Linked DNA regions of Homo sapiens: region 2 is linked to region 1. Evidence: chromatin contacts called from ENCODE Hi-C or POLR2A ChIA-PET data. All regions are on one chromosome and are shown on one strand. Each heading gives the region's core, a stretch centred on a gene start or an enhancer-like site at or near the end of the contact. The rest is flanking DNA. Distances are from core to core; before and after follow the strand shown. Region 1 holds the start of LSM12 (LSM12 homolog). Region 2 holds the start of NMT1 (N-myristoyltransferase 1).

What was found. A loop is a pair of places that touch in the nucleus more often than their neighbours do. ChIA-PET counts read pairs that join two places held with the same protein, here RNA polymerase II (POLR2A). Pooled maps may share reads with other maps.
Region 2: a loop to region 1 is called in a pooled map, with 6 times the contacts of the local background. The contact joins the promoter of NMT1 here to the promoter of LSM12 in region 1. A Hi-C loop is called at or near these places in 1 of 168 maps with a recorded cell type or tissue (CD8-positive, alpha-beta T cell), 1 of 37 single-sample maps with no recorded cell type and 8 of 50 pooled maps. POLR2A ChIA-PET finds 5 or more read pairs at or near these places in 3 of 52 experiments (GM12878, PC-9 and activated naive CD4-positive, alpha-beta T cell).

The regions. Positions count from the first base shown.
Region 1 is chr17:44,064,408-44,068,319 of GRCh38, reverse strand. It overlaps LSM12 (LSM12 homolog), which reads left to right and starts at 1,649. Exons shown (of 5, transcript NM_001371445.1): 1 at 1,649-1,856. The coding sequence starts at 1,733. RefSeq lists silencers at 1,567-1,686, 1,977-2,116.
Region 2 is chr17:45,059,088-45,062,999 of GRCh38, reverse strand. NMT1 (N-myristoyltransferase 1) reads right to left here and starts at 1,683. Exons shown (of 12, transcript NM_021079.5): 1 at 1,540-1,683. The coding sequence starts at 1,670. It also overlaps a transcript of DCAKD not described here. RefSeq lists enhancers at 1,243-1,322, 1,265-1,559, 1,413-1,772, 920-1,911, 1,873-2,052 and 1 more.

The DNA.
Region 1 (3,912 bases), core at 400-2,899:
GCTTGAACCTGGGAGGTGCGGGTTGCAGTGAGCCAAGATGGCGCCACTGCACTCCAGTCTGGGTGACAGAGCGAGGCTCTATCTCAAAAAAAAAAAAAAAAAAGTTCTCTGAAAAAGCACACTATGAAGGAGCAGAATTTTTATTCCTATTATAATGAGTGTATCAATACTTCCAACACCAGGAAGTTTATGTTTCTTGGAGGGCAAGGAAATACTTTTGAACTTTGTTCAGGTTAAGCCGCGCCAAGACTGGCCCTTTGCTTCCCTCTGGACTAGAGAAAGGTCAACCTGTTTCTTATACATGAAGCGAGGATCCAAAATTTCTATAGTGAGCGGTGGGTGGGTTAGCGACAGCCATTGGTGGTAGTAGGGCTTGAAAATGCACGCTCATAGTCCTTTGCATAAGATTAAGAAAACGACTGTTTTGTACATCAGACGGACATTCAAGGGCAGGGGCGCAAAACCCCTCCTCCAAGCCCCTTTTTGTCACTATCCGCTGCTCCTCATTCCTGCCTTTTGCCTGGCTTTCTGGGAGAGAGGGCAAAAAGGGAGAAGGGGAAGTGTCTTGACTTCTAAGAGTGATGGGTGACTAAGGGGGAACTACCATTTATTAAAGACCTAGTACATGCCATGCACTTATACCCGTTACCGCATTTAAACCTCCTAACTATGAGGTAGGTATTATTATGTAACAGAGTATAGCAGTAAATAGCACCGTCCTTGGAAATAGGCAGACTGTTTTTGCTAGTTGTGGAACCGTGGACAAGTTTAGTCTAAAACTTAGTTTATGTAAAAGGAGGACATTGATTCCTACCTCAAAGGGCTGTTAGATGCTCAAGAAGTGACAATACAAATGCCTATGAAGAAACAGGATCAGGTAATTTGCTTGCTCAAGGTCAGGTGATTTAGTAAGAGGCTGACCTCGGATTCTGGTTCCAGCTTATCTAACTCCACAGCCAATGTTCTTTCCACTATCACTCAGTAGTTATAATCATCTTTTTTTGTTTGTTTGTTTGTTTTGAGACAGAGTCTCGCTCTGTTGCCCAGGCTAGAGTGCAGTGGCACAATCTTGGCTCAGTGCAACCTCCGCCTTCCAGGTTCAAGAGATCCTCCAGCCTCAGTCCCCCTAGTAGCTGGGATTACAGGCACGCGCCACCGTACCCGGCTAATTTTTGTATTTTTAGTAGAGACGGGGTTTCACCATGTTGGCCAGGCTGGTCTCGAACCCCTGACCTCAGGTGATCCACCCGCCTCGGCCTCCCAAAGTGCTGGGATTACAGGCGTGAGCCACCGCTCCCAGCCTTATAATCATCTTGTCCAAGTATCGTTAAGTCCTCTGAGGCTCTGATTCCTCATATGCAAAATGGGGTTAACATATTTTATAAAATTCATTCATTAAACTCTTGTGTGGAAGGTGTGCATATAATGGAGACTGCAGCTCCCTCCTCTTTCCCCTTTTCATTCCACGTAGGTCATTTATCCTTAACTTCTAAAATGGACTCTACAAGCACTTAACCGAGCGGACGCAGCTATACAAATACTTTTCAGATTCCCCTTTATTTCCTCTTCTTTCCCACTCCACCTAGGATCCCGCCCCAACCAGCGCCAGGCCACGCCCCGGCGTGTGACGCAAGCACGCTCCGTGCGCGCCGTCGCGTCGCGGCGCTCACTGGGGGCCCGGCTTTCGCCCGCTGCTGCCGCCGCCGCCGCCGGCCGCGGCTGCACTCCCAAGATGGCGGCTCCTCCGGGCGAGTACTTCAGCGTTGGGAGCCAGGTGTCGTGCCGGACGTGCCAGGAGCAGCGGCTGCAGGGCGAGGTGGTAGCCTTTGACTACCAATCCAAAATGCTGGCTTTAAGTATCCTTCCCTGCGTGAAGCCCGAGTCCGGGCCGGCGTGTAGGTGCGGTGGTCGGGGGGTGGGGGACGACGGCGGCGGCTGGGGCTCTCTCCGGGCCTAGGGGCGACCGGCTACCGCGGCGCCCGGGGCGCATGCGCACGGCCCTGAGCTCCCCTCCCCCTCCCGCGGGCCCTTCGGTCAGCTTTGGGGATCCTGTCTCTCTCTCTTTGCGGGAGCTGGGGCTTTACCGAGGATCAGTGGGTGGAGGAGGGCTTGACACGGGGATGGCTTTTTGGGGGGAACGTTATGAGAGGGGACACAGTAATTAGGAGAGGGGGTGGTGGTGGGAGGGGGCTGATGGATTGGAGCCCGGATGGAAAGGAGGGGCGGGTGAAATATTATGGGGAGGGGTGTTTAGGGTAAGGAACTGCTGGTAGGGCAAAGGTATGGAATTTAGGAGGGCATGTGCACTGATGGGATTTCGTCCAAGGAAGGGCGGTGGGATGGTGACCAAATTGGTCCTTGCCTGTTTTGGGGGAGAGTAAGTTCAGGGCAGAGTTTGTATCTGAGCTAGGGATAGTGGCTTGTTTCGCTGATGCGTGTGTATGTGTGGTGGGGGGGCTGTGCTGATTTTTAGGCTTCTCGGTCATTTGGAAGTTGCTGTTTAGGGGATGTTTGCACTGGAAACCTGTTCCAGAGAGGGCTTGCCAGGGGCTTATGTGGTTTGGGGATGTGTGAGTTACAGGTGAAAGAGTGAAGTTCTCATGCTGCCTTGATCAGTCCAGCACATGGAGTCCTTTTACGTAGTAGCAGCCTCCCTTTTGAAAGTAGCAATGTTAAACTGATTGGAAAAGGTGGCCTGCTTCTTTGGGGTGGAAGTGACTTCTGAATTACTCCAGGAAACTCAGTCTTGGAAATGAAACACTTCCTTGTTGGGATAAATGTGCCACGGCTTCCCTTTTTATGTGAGCCACAGGTGGGTTTATTGGAATTTTTTTTTGGAGGAGTAATTTTTTATGGCATCTTTTTTTTTTTTTTTTTTTTAAGATGGAGTCTCGCTCTGTCGCTAGGATGGAGTGCGGTGGCGCAATCTCGGCTCACTGCAACCTCCGACTCCCTGGTTCGAGCGATTCTCCTGCCTCAGCCTCCGGAGTAGCTGGGATTACGGGCACGCGCCACCACGCCCAGCTAATTTTTGTATATGTTTTTTTTTAACAGAGATGGGGTATCACCATGTTGGCCAGGATGGTCTCGAACTTCTGACCTCGTGATCCGCTGGCTTCAGCCTCCCAAAGTGCTGGGATTACAGGCCTGAGCCACCGCCCGGCTTTTTTTTTTGTTGTGTTTTTTGAGACGGAGTTTCACTCTTATTGCCCAGGCTGGAGTGCAATGGCGTGATTTCGGCTTACTGCAACTTCCGTCTCCCGGATTCAAGCGATTCTTCTGCCTCAGCCTCCCGAGTAGCTGGGATTGCAGGCATACGCCACCGTGCCCGGCTAATTTTTTGTATTTTTAGTAGAGACGGGGTTTCACCGTGTTAGCCAAGATGGTCTCGATCTCCTGACCTCGTGATCCACCCGCCTCGGCCTCCCAGAGTGCTGGGATTACCAGCGTGAGCCACCGCGCGGCCTAAGAATAGTTGCTTTTTTAAAAAAATAAGAGGTTACACCTGGAAGAAATAAGACCTTTTACATTAGTGGTTTAGTTGGAAGGGTCTTGTAACTAGGAATTACTTTTTTTTTTTTTTTTTTGAGACGGAGTCTCGCTCTGTCACCTAGGCTGGAGTGCAGTGGCACCATCTCGGCTCACTGCAACCTCCGCCTCCCGTGTTCAAGTGATTCTCCTGCCTCAGGCTCCAGAGTAGCTGGGATTACAGGCATGTGCCACCACACCCGGCTAATTTTTTTTTTTTTGGTAGTGACGGGGTTTTGCCACTTTGGCCAGGCTGGTCTTGAACTCCTGACCTCAAGTAATCTGCCCGCCTCAGCCTCCCAAAGTGTTGAGATTACAGGCGTGAGCCATCACGTGAGCCTGGCTGAATTACTCAACTTTTACTTGACATACAGTAGGCTCTTA
Region 2 (3,912 bases), core at 434-2,933, 990 kb before region 1:
ATCTCCTGACCTCGTGATCTGCCTCCCAAAGTACTGGGATTACAGGCATGAGCCACCATGCCCGGCCCTTCCTGTGATTTTTAATGCCGGCTGAAGAACATAAAAGCTAGATCTTTTAACCTAAGATTTACCACAAGCAGATTATAAACCACTTAAATACAGTCATGCTTCACTGAACGTCAGGCATATGTGCTGGGAAATGCATGGTTAGGTGATTTTTGCCTTGCCAACATTATAGGGTGTACTTACACAAATCTAGATGGTATAGCCTACTAAATGCCTAGGCTATATGGTGTACATTACAGTAACATGCTATACAGGTTTGTAGCCTAGGAGCAATAGGCTGCTGCATGTTACTGAGTACTGCAGGCAACTATAATACAATGGTAAGTATTTGTGTATCTAAGCATACCTAAACATAGAAAGGATACAATAAAAATATGTACTATAATCTTGTGGGACCATCTCTTCTACGCAGTCCTTGGTCTTTATACCTTTATATCTGCACTGCCACCAATACTGCGAATAACAAGCTGGCTACGAAAATCAGACTACCTCAGACTCAGCAAGTTATACACCCAAAAATCTCTCACGACTTTCAGTTTAAAAATATATCTACAAATATAGACAGGAAGATGGGGAGAGACAGCGTGAGTGCCAGTGCCAGGCACTAACCATGTGAAGAAAGATGAATAAGCTGTGGCTTACAGAAGTAAAAACTAATTTGGGAAAAGAATTCAACATTCAAATGCCTGGTGTGTTTCTTCATCCCTAGGAACAAATAGTAACTAATGGCAAGACCCTAAAGTACAGGATAGGCAGTATGGAGCCCGAGGATTCCAAATACTCTCCAAGAAACAACATCGCTCATTTCTTGAAGCCTGGGGCTGCTCTGCAAAGGTAACAAGGCAAAGATGTTCGAAGACTTAATTATATTAATATATCGTTCAGGATACTTATGGATTATTTGGAGCAATGGAAACTATGTAAATCAAAGCATTACCATACCGTTAATTACATAGGTTTATAAGGTGAGTTTATATTTTGGGATTCTCTGGTAGTGATATTTTACAATATAATTATACATACAGTTTGTATAGTCTGATGAGTTTCCTCACTGAGGGTGAACTGCTGCGAAATGTTTTATGATTCGTTTATTGCTAGTCACGTTGTTCAAACAACACGTCTATAAGTAACGTTCCCTTTGAACTGTACTGTTACTAGACTGTCCTGTGTTGTACCATCGAAAACCATCGTCCAACATGCTCTTTTCCCAGGAATGGCCTGAAGCACACGAGTGGAACACTGCATAGAACTTTTATATAATAAAAGTACTGAACGTCTCCGGCCCTTAATATCCAGAGCACCCACCCTTGGTAAATGACAAAGGCAATAACCAATCGCCAGGCAGAATCCTAGTGACTTAGCCAATAAGAACATGAGGGTGGGGCTAGACTAAGCTCCCGGTGACTTCCCCGCACCCCAGAGACCCAGGTTGTGGGAGGCTGGACGGGAATTGGACTCCGAGGATTTCGTTACCCCCGGTTGTAGCTGTTGTCCTCCTCATTCTCGCAATCGCTGCAGTGCTCATGGCCGTTCCCGTTCCCTTCCATCATCTGCGGCAGCGGAGGTGCCGGCGGCTTCACTGCTGTCTCACTCTCGTCCGCCATCTTGAGTTGCGAGAGCAGGGCTCCGCGCCCCACTACATGGGGGGTTCCTATTGGACAAGGGGAATTTGCGCTGCATTCTGGGTTTTGTAGTTTTTCTGGCGAAGCGAGCTGCCACTAGGAGCGACTCTTTCCCAGGAAACTGACTACAATACCCAGGAATCACGAGGGACGGCTCCGGTCGGATTAAGAGGCGGGGCCACTGATACCCGGAAGCCTAGGCATTCGGCCACGCTTTGAGGAAAGAAGGGGCGCAAGGTTGGTGGGACCGACCCTTGGGAACCGGGCGGCCGCCTGGCATGATGGGAGTTGTAGTTCGATGCTGGTTTAGGGTTTCAGGCGTGGAGGTTCCAAAATCCGAGGTTTGATTTCAGCCTGCCCTTGCCAGTGCCTGGGCCGCTGGGAGCCGTTATTGGCTGCCGTTAAGGACCGTTACGTTTCCCGGGTAAGTGAAAGGGCCTGAGGCCCGCGGGTGCTACCTGCCTGGAGCCGGAATGCCCCAGGCCTTCTTAGAGTGGGCTTTTCCGCAAGAAGCCTAGTTGACTCCTGGCCGCCTTCCTCACTCGGGAGTCTGGGCAACCTGCGGTCATTGGCAGTTCAAGGTCTCATGAGAGGCAGTGGATTTTTTTGTGCGAAGCACTGACCCTAAGCCAGGAGACCACACTGCTAGGGAGGCAGGGCTCGCCGCCTCATCTTGGCCTCCAGGTACTTATCTTCGCCAAGCTCTTTCGCGCACACGTGGTCCCTTTAATTCCCCACAAGAATTTTCCACAACGACCCTTTTTTTCTTTTCTTTTCTTTCTTTCTTTCTTTTTTCTTTTTTAAATACGGCCGCCTTCTGTCGCCCAGGCTGGAGCGCAATGGCTCAAGATCACAGCTCACTGCAATCAAGGTATCCTCCCACCTCAGCCTCCCAAGTACCTAGGACTATAGGCATGAGCCACCACACCCGGATAATTTATATATTTTTTGTAGAGACGAGGGTCTCGCCTTGTTGCCCAGGCTGGTCTCGAACTCCTGGCCTCTAAGGATCTTCCTACCCCAACCCCGCAAAGTGCTGGGATTACAGACGTGAGCCACGGCACCCAGCCCACATCAACTCTTTCTTTAATAAGTGCCAGACTCTGTAGTAAGGCATTTCGTACATTATCTCATTTAATCCTCTCAACAAGTCTACAATATAGGTCCTATTATTATTATTCAACCTTTGTTTTGTTTTGTTTTGTTTTGAGACGGAGTCTCTCTCTGACTCCCAGGCTGGAGTGCAGTGGTGCGATCTCGGCTCACTGCAACCTTCGCCTCCTGGGTTCAAGCGATTCTCTTGCCTCGGCCTCCTGAGTAGCTGGGATTAAAGGCGCACGCCACCACACCTGGCTAATTTTTGTATTTTTAGTAGAGACGGGGTTTCACCATGTTGGTCAGGCTGGTCTCGAACTCCTGACCTCGTGATCTGCCCATTTCGGCCTCCCAAAGTGCTGGGATTAGAGGTGTGAGCCACCGTACCTGGCCATATTGACCTTTTTGACAGATGAAAAAATGTGGCCCTGAGAGGTTGGTAAATTGCACAGTCACATAGCTGGTTAAGTGGCAAATCGGTATACAAATCCAGATCTGTGTGCCCCAGGCCCTCTGAATTCTTTGCCACCATAAAAGTCCCATTTTCTGATACACTATTCACTCAAGGAAATCAGTTACTAAAAGGTAACTGTGACTCCAGTGCGTATTCTATATCAGGGGAAAAAAGGTAACTGCCACATTTTAATCTGTTTTTAACCTTGATTGAATGTTTCAGTCCCTGAGTCTCACTCTTTTGATTGAGTAATCTCGCCTAAGTGCCCAAAGACATGGTTCCCATTCTTGGAAATTTCCTATTCGGGTTGAGTGTGGTGGGTGATGAGAGGACTAATTCTTACCATCAGAGTGCTCCATGGCCAAAAAGGGAAATGATCTTTGCCTTTGGGAAAGATCTCAACATGGGAAGAATGGCAGGGCGGGAAGAAACAGTTCCCATCTGACTCAGGGAAAGAAAACACAAATAAAACACAGAACTAAATATAGTCAACTCTTTCTTTCTTTTTTTTTTCTGAGACGGAGTCTCGCTCTCTTGCTCTGTCGCCCAGGCTGGATTGCAGTGGCGCGATTTTGGCTCACTGCAAGCTCTGCCTCCCGGGTTCACGCCATTCTCCTACCTCAGCCTCCCAAGTAGCTGGGACTACAGGTGCCCGCCACCTCACCCGGCTAATTT